Regions from separate parts of the Homo sapiens genome. Here region 2 is linked to region 1. A link is an interaction called in ENCODE POLR2A ChIA-PET data of the cell type or tissue named here. Cell type or tissue: GM12878. All regions are shown on one strand. Each heading gives the region's core, and the rest is flanking DNA. Links, peaks and the distances in the headings are about the cores only.

Region 1 (7,684 bases), core at 1,332-5,331:
ACATAACTAATTTTATGTCTTATTGACTCTAAGGTATGGCTATCTCTATTTACTACTACCTCATATGACTTTAATATTGATATTGAATTAAAGTCAGTGCAAGATCTGTAGTACATTAGTAAGTATGCAAAAATGGGAAATTGAAGCCCTGTTTATAGGTGGTACTCAGAGAAGGCCCAGGGTTGTTGGTGCCAACTGGAAAAAGTTTATATCTGATTATATTAATAGCAACATTGATCTGGCATTTTGCCCTGGCATAGTTTTTTACCTTCTTGAAGGTTAAAAAAAAAAAATCTCCCTGGCTGCATCAGGATTTAAGACATTGGGGAGAAAGAAAGGATAAAGAGGGAACAAGGGCAAAGATGAGGATCATTGAAGACGTTCAAGGATAATTAAACTTCTGCCCATAGCTGGCCTGGGGGAGAAATGAATGTCACCGTAGTATGGATGTGGCTGGCTCACAGTGTGAAGAGAGAAGACCTTGTTTCCAGTCATTCACAGCCCTGTTGAGATATACCTTCATGCCTAATTCCTTCACCCTCTGAAGTCCAACATTATTTAATTGATAAGATATGCCACATATCATCTTGTCCTTTGTGTTTAAGTTGTTCTTATTAATATGTATGTCTTATCTCCCTTAGTAGATTGTCAGCTTCTTGAGGTTATCTTGAATGTTTTAACTCAGCTCTCTCTCTCGCACTATCTTGCTTAGGGAAGACACCCAATAAATATTAGTTGAAGACATGACCAAGTGCATGAAGTACTGTATAGGCTTGCTAAATAAGGGCAGTAAAAATGCCATTGGATCTTGTAGGCAAATTCTGAGGTTGTAACGGATGAAATTAATATAAATGTTGATTCACTGAATTGTGAACTATAGAATATGAACCCTGTCAATAGGAGAAACCTTTCTAAAAGCCTTCTTCTTTGTTGTGCATGTTTTTAGGGATTCAGTCCAGAACTTTCACCCGGAAACTCAAAACAAGAAATTTAGTTTGAAATAAATCAGGTCTTAACAAGTGAGAGACTATTAAGATTAACAGACTGTCTTGGACAGCCTCCTGCGTGTCCCTTATCATCTAAAGGGTTACTACTAGACTACATCCTTTTCTGCTTTATCTCAGAGGCCCATTAAAGCATGTAACCAGACTGCTCAGATTCATACTATACTAATTTTCTCTTTCCAAAAGAAACCAAACAACAAAATAAAACTCCACCAAGTGACTAAACTAAATTCAAATATCCATACAATTCTATCCACGGCAACAGCGTCAGTTTCTCAGAAATTTCATTGCCAGGCTCCCCCACTTCAATGGACAATAGAAGAAAATGTGCCTCAATGTCGCAAACTTCAGTGCCGCTCAAGGAGCTAATTAAATCTCCTAGGATGCCCTCACCCACACCCTAAGAAATTTGAAGGGTACGCAAAATCCAAACTCAATTCAACACCATTAAAATAAAAGGCCTTTACATATAAAGCTTAATCTTGACTTTCTTTGTCCTTTTCTCCCCACAAAGTAGTAGATTTCCAAATTCCCCAAAGGTCATGAGTTTGGCAATGGAACAATGGCATCCCCAGAGTGACTGCCTTGGGGAGAGAGTTTGCTCCTCTCTTGGCCATGCCGTGGGGGCTGTTGTCTCTCTTGGGAGCTGCAAGCATCATCAAAGTGGATGAGGGCTGGCCACAGCAAGAAGTATGGTCTCTGTCCTATAGTTTTCTAGTGTTAGGGTGATGAGGTCTCTATCTATTCACAAGAAGAAAAAGAGTCATCCTAAACCATTCCCAAACTATGTTAGAAATGAAGAAAGGGGAAGGGAAATAGCACTTGCTGAGCACTTCGTTTAAATGTGCCAGTCATTATGCTGCATATTTTATATTTAATCCTCACACAACCCTACAAAGTAGAAATGATGACTCTATTTAAAGACAAACTGAAACTCAAAAGAACTTCCTCGAAATGATACAGTTAGCACATTATGGATGCAGAATTCAAACCCAGGCCTGTCTAGTTCTTAAATCCGTGTTCTTCCCATATACCATGCTGCCTCTCAAAAGGAAACACTGTTTTTGTTTTTTTTTTAAGGTACAAATATAGTTTGTGCATTTGGAAGAAGATGCGGCTCGGGACCCATTCTTTTTGTTATAGGCTTGTGCTATAAACATCCATCTTACTCTTAGTTTGACCTTTGTGCCGTGGGCTCATGTCTGTAATACAGGAACCCAATCATTTCTGAAAGTCTGTCTAACAGTGATATTGTGTGCAGCAAATGTTTAATGAATGGATGAGTGAATGTGAATCAATGGGTGGGGGAATAAATAAATAAATGAATGAATGAAAGTGAAACTGACGAGCCCATACTGGGACTGAATCGGCAATGTGGGCCTCCTGAAAGCACTGCATGTTAATCACTACTTTTTTGAGCTTTGTGACATGATGTTTGGGTGTCTGGAGAAAAATCCTGTGTGGTGGTGGTCTGGGCTTTTTTACTGACGCAATGGCCCACCTGATATAATTTTGATTTCCATCAGCCACTAAACTTAGCCTGAAGACAAAATTTCCTTTGAAAGGATTCAGCTTAGGGGAACAGATAATAAGGAGGTGGTTATTTGGGGAAACAAGAGTTACTTTACATTCCTATAACATATTTCTAAAAATGAAACATTCTCAAAGCTGGAAAGTAAGGAAAATCAAACATTGCTCTACTTGGGGTTTTGAAAATGGAACATTGATTGTTTGTAAAAGTGATGCTTAATTTGGAGGATAAGAAGCGAACTTCTTTCTATAGCCTCAAGGAGCTAATTAAAATGTGACACGGCAGTGATTATATACTTAGAGGTATCGATAGGTCCTCATTTTTCCACAGCACAGATAATCTCACGCCAGCTCTCACCTATATTAAGTGTTAGACACTTGGTACAGGAACGGATTTCTGCTCTTCCCTATCTCTCACTGTTCAGGGACCTTTGGTCAGTTCCTCAGCATATTGTACCCTAAATGAGGTGATGAGACAGCATCGAGCCAACTGAACTATCAGAGAGTGAGGTCGTAATGCTTATCGGTCACTGTTAAAACCCATCCAACCCATTTTGGTATGATTCTTGCAGTTACTAAGGCCTGGCCTTCATTCTCTCTCCACTCAGAATTCACTTTAAGCTATTATAAGAAAGCTAAAGATAAAACAGCTTCTGCATAATGAAACACTAATCCCCAGAGTGTGACGCCCACGACACAAATGAATGCTAGACAGAAGATAACCAAATGTCTAGACTTATTCAAACCTGCTTCTCATAGTTCAAACTTGTACTCACTGCTTCATCAGCTTATGAACCATAAACTGATTTAAAAACACACATGCAAAACTGAACAACAACAACAAAAAAACGCTAAACCCAGTAGAGCCTCTTCACTCAGGCCTTTTTATTTGAGTTTATCTATCCGAATGCAGTAATGCCTCCTTAAGCAGACACAGCTTACTGAAAATATACACAATTTGTAGCATCTGAAAGAGAATATGGCCTTTGTCCTTCTTTCTACTCAATATGTTGGTGGACTGGAATGTTTCCAATGTAGTCAATTTTTCTGGCTCTTTAAAATTAAATTAATAAAAGTATACAATTTAAGGATCTATAGATTTGTGTTCAGCACAATGGACTAAAAGTTGAGCTACTGGATTCTAGAACAAAATGTCACTTATAATTAGCTGAGTATATATGACATCTCAGGCATTGTACCAAGGGCCCAGAAAATTACCTCATTTCATTTTTATAATTTTCAGAAGCACCCACTTTCCTAGCTAGGATACCTACCAATTGTGTTCTTGGGCAAATTATCTTCTATCTTGGTTTGTACAACAGAAGAAGAAATTATTTTAAAATATATGGAATATAATAAAATAGAAATTTGGCCAATTAATTAATATTAGGCAGTGAAACAATAAGTGGTTTTTTTGTTTGTTTGTTTTTGGTTTTTTTGAGACAGGGTCTCACTCTGTCGCCCAGACTGGAGTGAAATGGTGCGATCTCGGCTCACTGCAACCTCTGCCTCCTGGGTTCAAGAGATTCTCCTGCCTCAGCCTCCCGAGTAGCTGGAACTACGGCACCTGCCACCATGCCCGGCTAATTTTTTGTATTTTTAGGAGAGATGGGGTTTGGCCATGTTGGCCAGGATGGTCTCGAACTCCTGACCTCAGATGCTCCACCCTCCTTGGCCTCCCAAAGTGCTGGGATTACAGGCGTGAGCCACCGCGCCCAGCCCAAGTGGTTATTATTTCAACACAGAAGTCCTTGTTTACCCGAAGCAGCTGGGAAATAGGGCTTCGCATAAAACCAGAGCAGAAGTAGCAGAGAAAGGGACCTGTGAGTGAGTCCTGCCTGGTTCTCGGCTCACACTAGTCCAGCCTTGGGAAAGAGCTGGGACACCACAGGTAACCACCTTAATTTACCCTTTGCCTGTCTGGCGAAGACAAAGTAAACTGAGTGCCACTTTTATTAATGGGAAACCATCTTACTTATAGCAAAAACAAATGCTCAAACCTCATTCATTCTGCGGTTATCTGGATCCTTCATGCTGTAGGTAGGGAACAGAATGGGGCTCTGAGAGCTCCCTCCTCCGCGCCTCTGCTGGGAGCAAAAATAATCTCAAAACAGGAAAAAGAAGGAGGGGAAATTTTTAATCGTTTTTTTCCCTCCCTTCAGAATGAGTGGGGAGAATTATACATGGGCAGCTACATATGAGCCAGTACATATAAGTCAATAATGCAAACAGGATCGTCAGGAAAGTGTTTAATTTATTCACAAGAAGAACTACCAAGCTTTCAAAAAAAAAAAAAAAAAACCCAGGCTTTCTTCATCATCCATTTTGCAGTCAGTGTGCTGATAACAAATGGTCATTATCTAGTTTCTGGAAAGTAATGTCTATGAATTGGAAAAAAAAAATTGGTCAATAATTTATATGGCTATGTATACTTGAAGTAATGCAACTTATTTTCTTAGAAGGATCTCTCAATATAGATTAAATTAATGTAAAATGTAAAATGACTTCCTCCTAAAAAATCTAAATTAGAGAGATTTTATTGGCTCAATAATTAATACTGCATCACACATCTACTTTCCTCTCTGCCTTCTATCCCTGTGGCCTTTTACAGACAAAGCTTTTGCTATAACCATGGAGCACACAATAGTGCAAACTATAAAATATAAGAAAGTACAATACCTGCCTTACAGGGCTGTTGTGAGGACCTAATCAGACAATGCATGAAAAGTACTAAGTATAGTCCCTGGCCCAGATTAAGTATTCATAAATATCAACTGTAATTATTATTCCTTTTATATAAACTTTTATTTCATAGGGAGATGTTTCCTAAAGAAATCTCCTACTCATCTTGCTCGTACACCCTAAACGTTTAAAATAATCTCACTGTATCCAATACCTCTGACCCCTCTGAATCCCATCACATTTTCACCGCTTAGTTCATGGTTCCTATCTCTTCCTCACTGTGTTACAGCCGAGCTGGTACACACTGGAATTCCTGAATTCCTCTAGTAGGCCTTTAGTTTCCATAAAGCAGAAACCCCATACCGTGTATCATTGCATACTCAGTAGAATGTGGCTTTTATCTTGCATGGTGTAGGCTTTTAATAAGTATTTATTGAATGGATACATGAAGATATGAGTGAATAATGGAATAAATCCTGGGGCTCAACAGGCACCTAACCCTACAATATTTCTAATGTTTTGTCAACTTCCCCTAAGATATTATTTTATTTATTTTTTAGAGATGAGGTTTTGCTCTGTTGCCGAGGCTGGAGGGCAGTGGTGTAATCATAGATCACTGCAGCCTTGAACTGCTGGGCTCAAGTGATTCTCCCACCTCAGCTTCCCCAGTACCTGGGACTACAGGTATGCATCACCATGCTAGGCTACTTAAAAAAAAATTTTCTTTTGAGACAGGGTCTCACTATGTTGCCCAGGCTGGTCTTTAACTTCTGACCTTAGGCAATCCTCCTGCCTCAGCCTCCCAAGTCACTGGGATTACAGGCGCAAGCCACCACACCAAGCCCAATCAATAATAATTTCCAAGTTATGGCTTTTAATGGAAAGCAGAATAAGAAAGTCTTTCCTGATGTCTACTTCATCAAGTAGAGAGAGGGAGTTACAAGTTTCTTATTTTTTTTTTTTCTTGAGACGGAGTCTTGCTCTGTCACCCAGGCTGGAGAGCAGTGGCACGATCTCGGCTCACTGCAAGCTCCGCCTCCCAGGTTCAAGCGATTGTCCTGCCTCAGCCTCCCGAGTAGCTAGGACTACAGGCGCCCACCACCATACCTGGCTAATTTTTTGTATATTTACTAGAGACGGGGTTTCGCCATATTAGCCAGGATGGTCTCGATCTCCTGACCTCGTGATCCCCCTGCCTCGGCCTCCCAAAGTGCTGGGACTATAGGCGTGAGCCACCACACGTGGCCACAACTTTTTTTTTAATGGCCTAATCTGTTTCTCAGCATACGAACACTGTATCTCACTCCCAGACAACTGATGCCATTCATGCTTGAAGAAGAAATCCATGACCAGGTACCAAAGAAGGCTAAATATAAAGGCAGTTTTCTACCTGCCACTACCCTAGTTCATCCTCGAAGATTTGGTTCAAAAGTTAGCCTCTCAAAGGCCCTCCATATTATTCCACCCTGAACCTCAGAGCTCTTGAGGTTAAAAACTATGAGAAGGAATGGATGAGTAAATCAACGAATGAAGGTAAAGCATGTTGTTTGAGACAGGGTGATTAATGGGAGCATGGTCCCAACGCTCTGGTGTAGCAAAAGATTGAGAAGTGAACACTGTTGTAGAGCTACGAAAAGATATTTGGCACATAATAGGTGCTTAAAATGCTCATTAAATGAAAGAATTAATGCATAACCCTTCCTACTGAATGTTTGTGTCTAGAAGATGCACTGTCTCAAACTATTCCCATTATAAAAGTAAATATTGTTCCTGTGTACAATTAGTCCCTTCCTCTAGACTATTAATCCCTGGCTCCTGGCAAAAACTCCTTGCATTTGTACAGAAATGGAATCGGTTTTTGGCCACATTAAGCGATACTTCTTTCCTTAAGCACATCAACTCCCTCTGTGGCTTTCAGGAATGCTTAGCCTTTGGAATAAAGTAGAAAGTACAGAAATCCACTGGAATACATGGCCTGGCACATGTCAAATCAAAGAAGGAATAGAGAAGCAGGGAGCATTCATGAGATCTGAACAGTCTGACCATGCAATACTCCTTTTTTTTATTTTATTTTATTATTATTATACTTTAAGTTTTAGGTTACATGTGCACAATGTGCAGGTTAGTTGCATATGTATACATGTGCCATGCTGGTGTGCTGCACCCATTAACTCGTCATTTAGCATTAGGTATATCTCCTAATGCTGTCCCTCCCCCCTCCCCCCTCCCCCCACCCCACAACAGTCCCCAGAGTGTGATGTTCCCCTTCCTGTGTCCATGTGTTCTCATTGTTCAATTCCCACCGCAATACTCCTAACGCTAATAATTGTAGGTGTTAATGGTAACAATTTGTTATAAATGATACAACATATTTCTATTTGTTCCTTAGCTTTCAAGCATTCGCTTGATGTCATGGTCTGAAATTTGGCCAAGGTGTTCCTATTTTCAGGCCTCGATATGCCCACAGA
Region 2 (7,684 bases), core at 1,469-5,468, 280 kb after region 1:
GAGCATATTTACAAAATTATTTAACTTTATAAAGTATTTCAATGAATAATGCAGTCTTCCAAAATGTGCATGGGGCTGTAATTCCATCTAGTGTTTACAATGACACTATAAGCCTTGGATGGAATTACAATCTTAATGGGAACAATCAGAGTGCACTACTCCATATGCTCAGAGAATTCAGGATGAACTCAACTTCTAAAATAAAAAGCACCAAGCCATTGGCATGTAATTACAACCAGGAGGCCAAGCTGTCTGCTTGCTAGTATATGAGAAATGCTCAATTGAAAGTACCATCTCACCTTATTGTAGCAAAACCTATTTAATGTATCTGAAAAACCTCTTCCTCTCCAAAATTAAACTTTCGACTTTCGTGATGAGAAAATTTCCACAAGGGTCTACCACATAGAGGTGATATATATCGGGTGATGACAAGATTGTCTGGATGCTACCAATAAAATCTAAGAATCTTCTAATACCACCTACATGCACCTAAACTTAAACTCTGAAAAGTACAATGTATTAAGAAACAGGAAAAAAAATCATGCTCAAGAGCCCTTTGAAATTACTGGCATTTCTTCTAATTTTTGGGGGCTAGTCTGACATTTATTAGCATAAACAAAGCAAAGTGCCTTGTGTCCGCAAGAGGGAAAAAAAAAAACTTTAGAGAGATTAAACTCAGAGTTGTAGAAAAAGTTTAGAAACGGATTTAGAATTTCGCAGGAAAAAGAAAAGACAGTGACACTATGAATCAGCATTTTCGTATAAGCAGCCTGGAATCAAAGAAGAAATACACACACACACACACACACACACACACACACACACACGGAGGATACAGCACCGTGAAGAATGAAGACACAAATGCATACAAATTTAGTCTGTATATTTATATTTAGAATACAAATGGCTTCTACGGTCTTTTTGTGCCTTTATCATACCTAACTTTATCTGGTACTCATAGAGGTCACCAAAGCTGTATAAAATCATAGCAACCAGAAAACTAAAGGAAACAAACACCTCTGGCAGAAATCCTCACCAAACAAAGTATAAGGCATAAAGAAACTATACTTTCATTGGCCACTTTTAACATAGCCATGCTTCTACCTGTGAAGGTATGGGACAATTCCATGAAAACTGAGTTCACGGAGGGCCCTCCTGTGGGTTATGTATCCTGGGTTCCAGCATAACCCCTGGTTGAGAACTTACTATTAACATTAGCTCTTCAATTTATTTTCATGATCCAGGGACTTGTGTATATTGTATCACAGTGGTTACCTAAAATAAAAAGTAACCAGATAGGAGACAGTAAAACAATATTGATGAATTTCCATGAGAATGAGACATATCATTTAGGAGCTTTACTTAAAAACCTTCCTGCTAAACAAACAAAAAAGGACTAATGCGATATCTGTCTCTTGGGGTCTCCCATGCTTATGAATTGAGAAAACACACTTGATATAAGTAAATGAAGAAACAATAGTTGAAACAGCCCTGAAGTGACAGAAAAAATGGAAGTAGGGTTCTAAGCTCAACTCCAGAGGCAAGGTGGTACAGAATACCAGCTGGATGAACAGTTCAAAGCTTCCCTAGTTGAGGGTCTCTACCTCAATGACAGACAAAACTCCTAACTTTGGCTTTCTCCATAGAGCATCAACCAAATTCAGTAATGATGAAGTACCTGCTTAACACTATAGGTTGAATAACTTTTGACAAGCTGTAACATCCTGTTGGTGGAAAATAGCCAGCCTTGCTCAACATAATATTGCAAACCCAAAACAGGGTAATTGTGCAAAGAGAGAATTTTGTGTATGTCCCCTTTCCAGAAAATATTCTGGGTGACATCCAATCTGCTTTTACCCGGCTCACTTATTTACAATTGGGGCTGCCTAAAATGCAATGCCATTCTAAAACTACCAATAAACTATTTTGTGAAATCAAGTTTAGTAACTTGAGATTCTCATTTATGATATCCCTGACAACCACCAAAACCTGATTAGACATCTCTCTCCTTTGTCTAGGTGCTTTACTGAAAAAAAGCATGGAAATAGACTTGGAGATGCATGTGTGTGTATGTGTGTGTGTGGTGTGTATACATGTGTATTGCATGTGTATGTACATATATAGTATGAATATGTGCGCATATGTGTACGTGTATATGCAGATGTGTATATGTGTACTCTGTGTGTGTGTATGTGTGTGTGTGTCCATGTATTTAAACACACTGCTTTTCCTATATGCAGCAGGAATTTCCTATCTGGCATATGAAGACAATACATACTCTTTTGGATGGAGCTGGTGAGTCAGGCAGTGTTTTGGAACTGCAATACTTGAGTCTGCATGACTCATGAGGAAAGCAAGTCTGGGGTCTGGGACTGTTGTATCAAAATGGGAAGGAGTGGGAAAGAAGATGGCTTTTTATAATTTAAATTTTTATTTTTTATATTGTTGTAAGTTTTTACTTTTGAGACAGGGTATCACTCTCTTGCTCAGGCTAGAGCGCAGTGGCATGATCATAGCTCACTACAGCCACAAACTCCTGGGCCCATGGGATCCTCCCACCTCAGCTCCCGAGCAGCTGAGACTACAGGCAAGAGCCACCACACCCAGTCAATTTTTTCTTTTTTTTCCTTCCTTTTTTTTTCTTTTTTTTTTCTTTTTTTTTTTTTTGTAGAGATGGAGTCTCCCTATGTTGCCCAAGCTGCTGTCAAACTCCTGGGCTCAAGGGATCCTCCCACCTTGGCCTAGATTTGTATTTTTAATTGACAAATAATAATTGCATGTAGTTATGGGTTATAATGTGATGTTTTGATATAGCTACATATACTATAAAATGATTATATTAAGCTGATTAATATGTCCATCACCTCACATACTTATTTTTTATAATGAAGACATTTAAAAACGTATTCTTTTAGCAATCTTGACATTTATAATACCTTATTATGAGGGCTAAAAATGAATAATATTAATAATCCTGTACAATGGGTCTCAGAAACTTAGCCCTCTTGTCTAACTGAAACGTCTGTACCGTTTGATCAACCAAAGATGGCTTTTGTTGGCAATTCAATTTTTTTGACAAATTCCTCATTTTTGTCTTCATTTGGAGTTTTTATCCATTACAAGAGAGGAAGATGACACAAGCCAGAATAGAGGAAGATGAAACAAACCACTCAGGATTCTGAAGGGAACACTGGGTTGGGTTTTTTTTAATTTTAATTTTGATGTTTATTATTTGTCTTAGAGACGGGGTCTCACTATGTTGCCCAAGTTGGCCTTGAACTCCTCTGCTCAAGTGACCCTTTGGCTGGGACTGCATGAGCACACCACTGCATCAGGCTCATCCAGTTGAGGTTTTTTAAAATACTGTTTTTGCTCTGATTGGGTAGCCTCAAAGAGGAGGAAGAGAGTCATGATGAGCTTGATTCAGAATCTTCAGCTCTCCACTCTATCAGCAACCTGCCTTCCTTCAAGTCTACTTGGCCCAGTGCTGTTATTCCTCCTCCACTGGCAACTAGATGTGTGAGTGACATTGATTCCTATTACCAGAGGGATTAACTCCAAAGTTCTCTTGAAGGTTTTACAGTTCTTTTCCAGCAGTTCCTCATTCTTCAAAGGTAATTAACCTCTTGATGGGCTTACAGCAGAAGCAGTGTTAGAAGTCCCAACACATTGATGATATGTTATAAACCAGGGGAGAGGATAATTGGAAAATGTATTTCCAGCCTCATTGGAAAATATATTTCCATTTATTGAGAAAAAGTAACTCAAGTGTTTAGGAACATATGAATCACAGAATTGTAGATTGGCAGAGGCCTTAGAAAACCATGCTATTTCGACTTCTACTAATAATGAGAAAACGGAGGTGGAAAGAGGGAGAGTGACCTGCCGAGCCACAGTTACCCAACCAGCACCAATGTAGTCAGTGCTGCCTGGAGCGAGACCTGACCATACTGTGGGGCAGAATCTCCCCTCCAATCCCCTTCATAAAGCACGATGATGCTGTTCAAACACAACCTGTGCCTCCTGTCCTTAGAGCCCCAGATTTCATTTTAGGAGAGGATTACGAAATAATGACTAAGCTCTGAAAACTGAGAATGAGACAAAGGAAGAAAGGGAGATAAGAAGGAAGACAGTAAGAGAGTCAACAAGCAACTTATTGTAGTGTTTGCAATCACTACTTGTGCCTTTCATTACATTTAAATGCATGTCGAAATGACATGATGCAACCACCTTCATGCATTCTGCAGTGAAAAAGATGGTGCCAGGTTGGAATTTCATTGTAAGTGTCGCAGAAATATCCCTTTGGAATCAGGTCCCAAATCATTATTTGCTCCTTTTATCATTGTCATCATCGTGTATCATGGCAAAGCTCCCTGAGGGGAGGAGCTCTGTCTGTCTTGTTCACTATCATATTCCTTACACCTACGGCATCCATGGGACAAGCTAAGTAAAATTTACTGAAAGGCTGAATAAAAACTTCCACATGGAATGAAGAAGAAATATGCATAGTTTGAAAATGCATATGCAGTATTACAGTTTTCTGTAAAGGAAAATGAAAGAAGACCTGTTTAAAATTTAAAACCACATTAAAAGATTGAGAGTTTTTTGTATTTATAAAAAGCTGAGGTATGTTAAAAATGGAAAGCACCTATTAAGCTGTTACTGTCAGTTTCACCTGTTAAGTAGGTACTATTAGTTAAGCCAGCATAGTTCCTGAGTTGCAAAGCATATACAGGCTGAAGTACAATGTCAAGAAAACATGTTAAAGGGTGGTAAATAAATAGCCACTGAGAAGATACTCTGAACAGATAAATAAGAAAAAAGCAAATGTAGTTGAAATAAATGGAAGCTCTAGGCAGTGTGTGGACAGACAGAACAAAAGTGGTCACTGTTTATGCCTTGGCCTGAATGTCTGTGTGCCTCCAAAATTCACATGTCGAATCCTAACTCCCCACGTGATAGTATTAGGGAGTGGAGCCCTTGGGAGGTGCCCTCTTGAATGGAATTAGCACCTTTATCAAAGAACTCCCCCAGGAACTGCTTTGCCTCTTCCACCATGTGAGGATACACAGAGAAGGTGCCATCTGTGAGCCTTAGAACAAGCCTTAGAATAGGCCGGGTGTGGTGGCTCAAGCCTGTAATCCCAGCACTTTGGGAGGCCGAGGCGGGCAGATCACCTGACATCAGGAGTTCGAGACCAGCCTGGCCAATATGGTGAAACCTCATCTCTACTAAAAATACACCGGGCGTGGTGGCACGCACCTGTAGTCCCAGCTACTCAGGAGGCTGAGACAGTAGAATTGCTTGAACCTGGGAGGCGGAGGTTGCAGTGAGCCGAGATCATGCCACTGCACTCCAGCCTGGGCGACTGAGCGAGACTCTGCAAATATGTACTTTATATGATTAATCTATTTGTAACCATTGAAGTAAACATTTTTCTTTGTGCTTTTAAATTCAAACCTCTACCTTAGCAGCCATATCACAGTCACAAATTAACTATATGGCAAGTAATCTGTATGATTACTTTGGGTTCTCAGATGACTTGCTATGTATTTAATGAAGTAAAATTGTAAGTCAAGTCAGATATAGGTAGGTACAATAATATTAACAAATGTAATCAAAAGATTTGTCTATTTTAAAGACTCAAGAAAGACAATTATACCCAATTAACACACACATTCATATGAAGGGTACAAATACCTAATTTTTGGAAAACATTTCATATAATTTTGGCCATTGTAAATATATAAATAATAATAAGAAGAAGACCACTACCGCCACCACCAACAACAAAAACAATAGCAACCACTTTCTAAAACATGAAGGCTAAGGAATAAGCAGTGTGCTGGGCACTTTACCTGTATTCCATTGTGTTCTTACAGGTACATTCCATGTTCTATATTTTCACTTTAGAGATGTGGAAACTGAAGCTCAGGCTAAGTAATGGGCCCAAGATCTCAAATTGGCAGATCTGGGTTCAAAACCTTAGTCAGAACGAGCCCAGACCTCCCATACAGGCAGAGGTCTTTGCAGATGGGAAGATATGGATAGATAAGCTTTCTCCTCTACTTAAGCTCAGTGTATCTGTACACTGAGTAGCCATGTAGCATAATGGTGGAGTGCATGGGCTCTGGAGCCAAAGCTCTAAGTTCAGATTTCAGCTCCGCCACTCACTAGTGCATGCCCTAACTTCTCTGTGCCTCTCAGTGGCCTCAGCTCTGAAGATGAGAATCGTAATAGTACCAGAAGAACTGATATCTACCTACTAACAGGGCCACTGTGAGGATTAAATGAGTTACTACACATACAGCACAAAGAACATCAGAGATGTGAGCAAATGTTTAGTATCCTTTGAAATACTAAAAAGAGCACTGAATTTGAAGTCCAGTGGTCTCCGCCATTGATCTACTGTATGAGCTTAGGCAAGTCCCTCAAGCTTCCTGAGCTCCACTGTCCTCATCTGTAAAAATGGGATACCAGCGGCCTTGCTTCCTTTCCAGAACATCACAAGAAACAAGCAATGGAAGACAAGGTATGTGAAAGGGCTTTGGAAGCTAAAAAGTGCTATATATACCATGTACATGTGAATTATCGTCATCAACTTTCAGCCTCTCAAAGCCAAAGAGGTCAATCTCTATTCCATTCTCTCCTGCCTGAGAATTTAATACTAAGCATCAGTTCCAAAACCTGGACACTGAACTGCTAATCATAACAGAACACATGTCCAGTCACCCAGGACTTGATCAAACAGAACTCTATTAACTACCTCCTTCTGCACACCCACCGTGAGAACATAATTGATGCTCATCATGGCCCTAAAGCACTCCAAGACTCTGAAGTACCTTCAGGGAAAGATTAAATTATGTTCAGCCTAGTTTATTATGAAGTGTATTTAATTATACTCAAATTCTTTGAAAATTGGTGACCTAGGAAAAGCACAGAGAGTAAGTCACAGGCTCTCTGGTAACTGGAAGCCTCTCCTCACCAGTCCACCCCCAGTCACCCTTCACAGAGTTAATTGTAAAAAATACAGTCCACCCTAGGGTAGGAAAAACTGGGATTCCGACACACTAATTATAAAAGTCAAAAGAACTTGGCCTTGCCTAATCTTCAAGGATCACTAATGTGCAGAAATACAAAAGTCAAAACTTGAAACAATGAAAAATTTAATCTACCTAAGATGCCTACATGTTTCAAATAGACTTTTGTTCTTGCTAAGAATGAATTCAATTGTTTGAACAAAAAATAACACAAATATATCACTATCCGATTATCAGTACTCAAAAATATAAAAACAGAGGAGTAAGTTAGTATTATGCTCCTGAGAAGAGGAAATTAACATTTAGTTTACTGGGTAAGTTTTGTCACTTCTTTTTTTTTTTTCTTTTTTTTTTTTTTTTAAGAGACGGAGTCTCGCTCTGTCGCCAGGCTGGAGTGCAGTGGTGTGATCTTGGCTCACTGCAAGCTCCGCCGCCTCCTGGTTCTAGCAACTCTCCTGCCTCAGCCTCCCAAGTAGCTGGGATTACAGGTGTGTGCCACCACGCCCAGCTAATTTTTTGTATTTTAGTGGAGGTGGGGTTTCACCATGTTGCCCAGGCTCGTCACAATTGTCCCTTCTTTAAAAGAAATTATGTCTATGTTAATGAGGAACGTAACAAAATAATGAAAGGCTAAACCGTATTAT

What was found. ChIA-PET counts read pairs that join two places held together with the same protein. Peaks named below come from ENCODE experiments on the same cell type or tissue, not always from the same donor. Only the 100,000 strongest peaks of a DNase experiment are listed, where the experiment ranks them.
Region 2: POLR2A ChIA-PET joins it to region 1 with 6 read pairs; 3 of 35 experiments call an interaction of 5 or more read pairs at or near these places.

What each region holds. Positions count from the first base shown.
Region 1 is chr6:16,411,275-16,418,958 of GRCh38, forward strand. The region is part of intron 6 of ATXN1 (ataxin 1); the gene reads right to left. Among named protein-coding and RNA genes, the nearest start is that of GMPR, 180 kb to the left of the region's middle. RefSeq lists an enhancer at 2,840-3,029. In GM12878, for the core only: no CTCF peak of the experiment used is centred there; DNase peaks (open chromatin) are centred at 2,273, 2,998 and 3,203; H3K4me3 peaks cover 1,979 bases; H3K27ac peaks cover 3,167 bases.
Region 2 is chr6:16,686,869-16,694,552 of GRCh38, forward strand. The region is part of intron 2 of ATXN1 (ataxin 1); the gene reads right to left. Among named protein-coding and RNA genes, the nearest start is that of ATXN1-AS1, 70 kb to the right of the region's middle. In GM12878, for the core only: no CTCF peak of the experiment used is centred there; a DNase peak (open chromatin) is centred at 3,861; H3K4me3 peaks cover 470 bases; H3K27ac peaks cover 1,328 bases.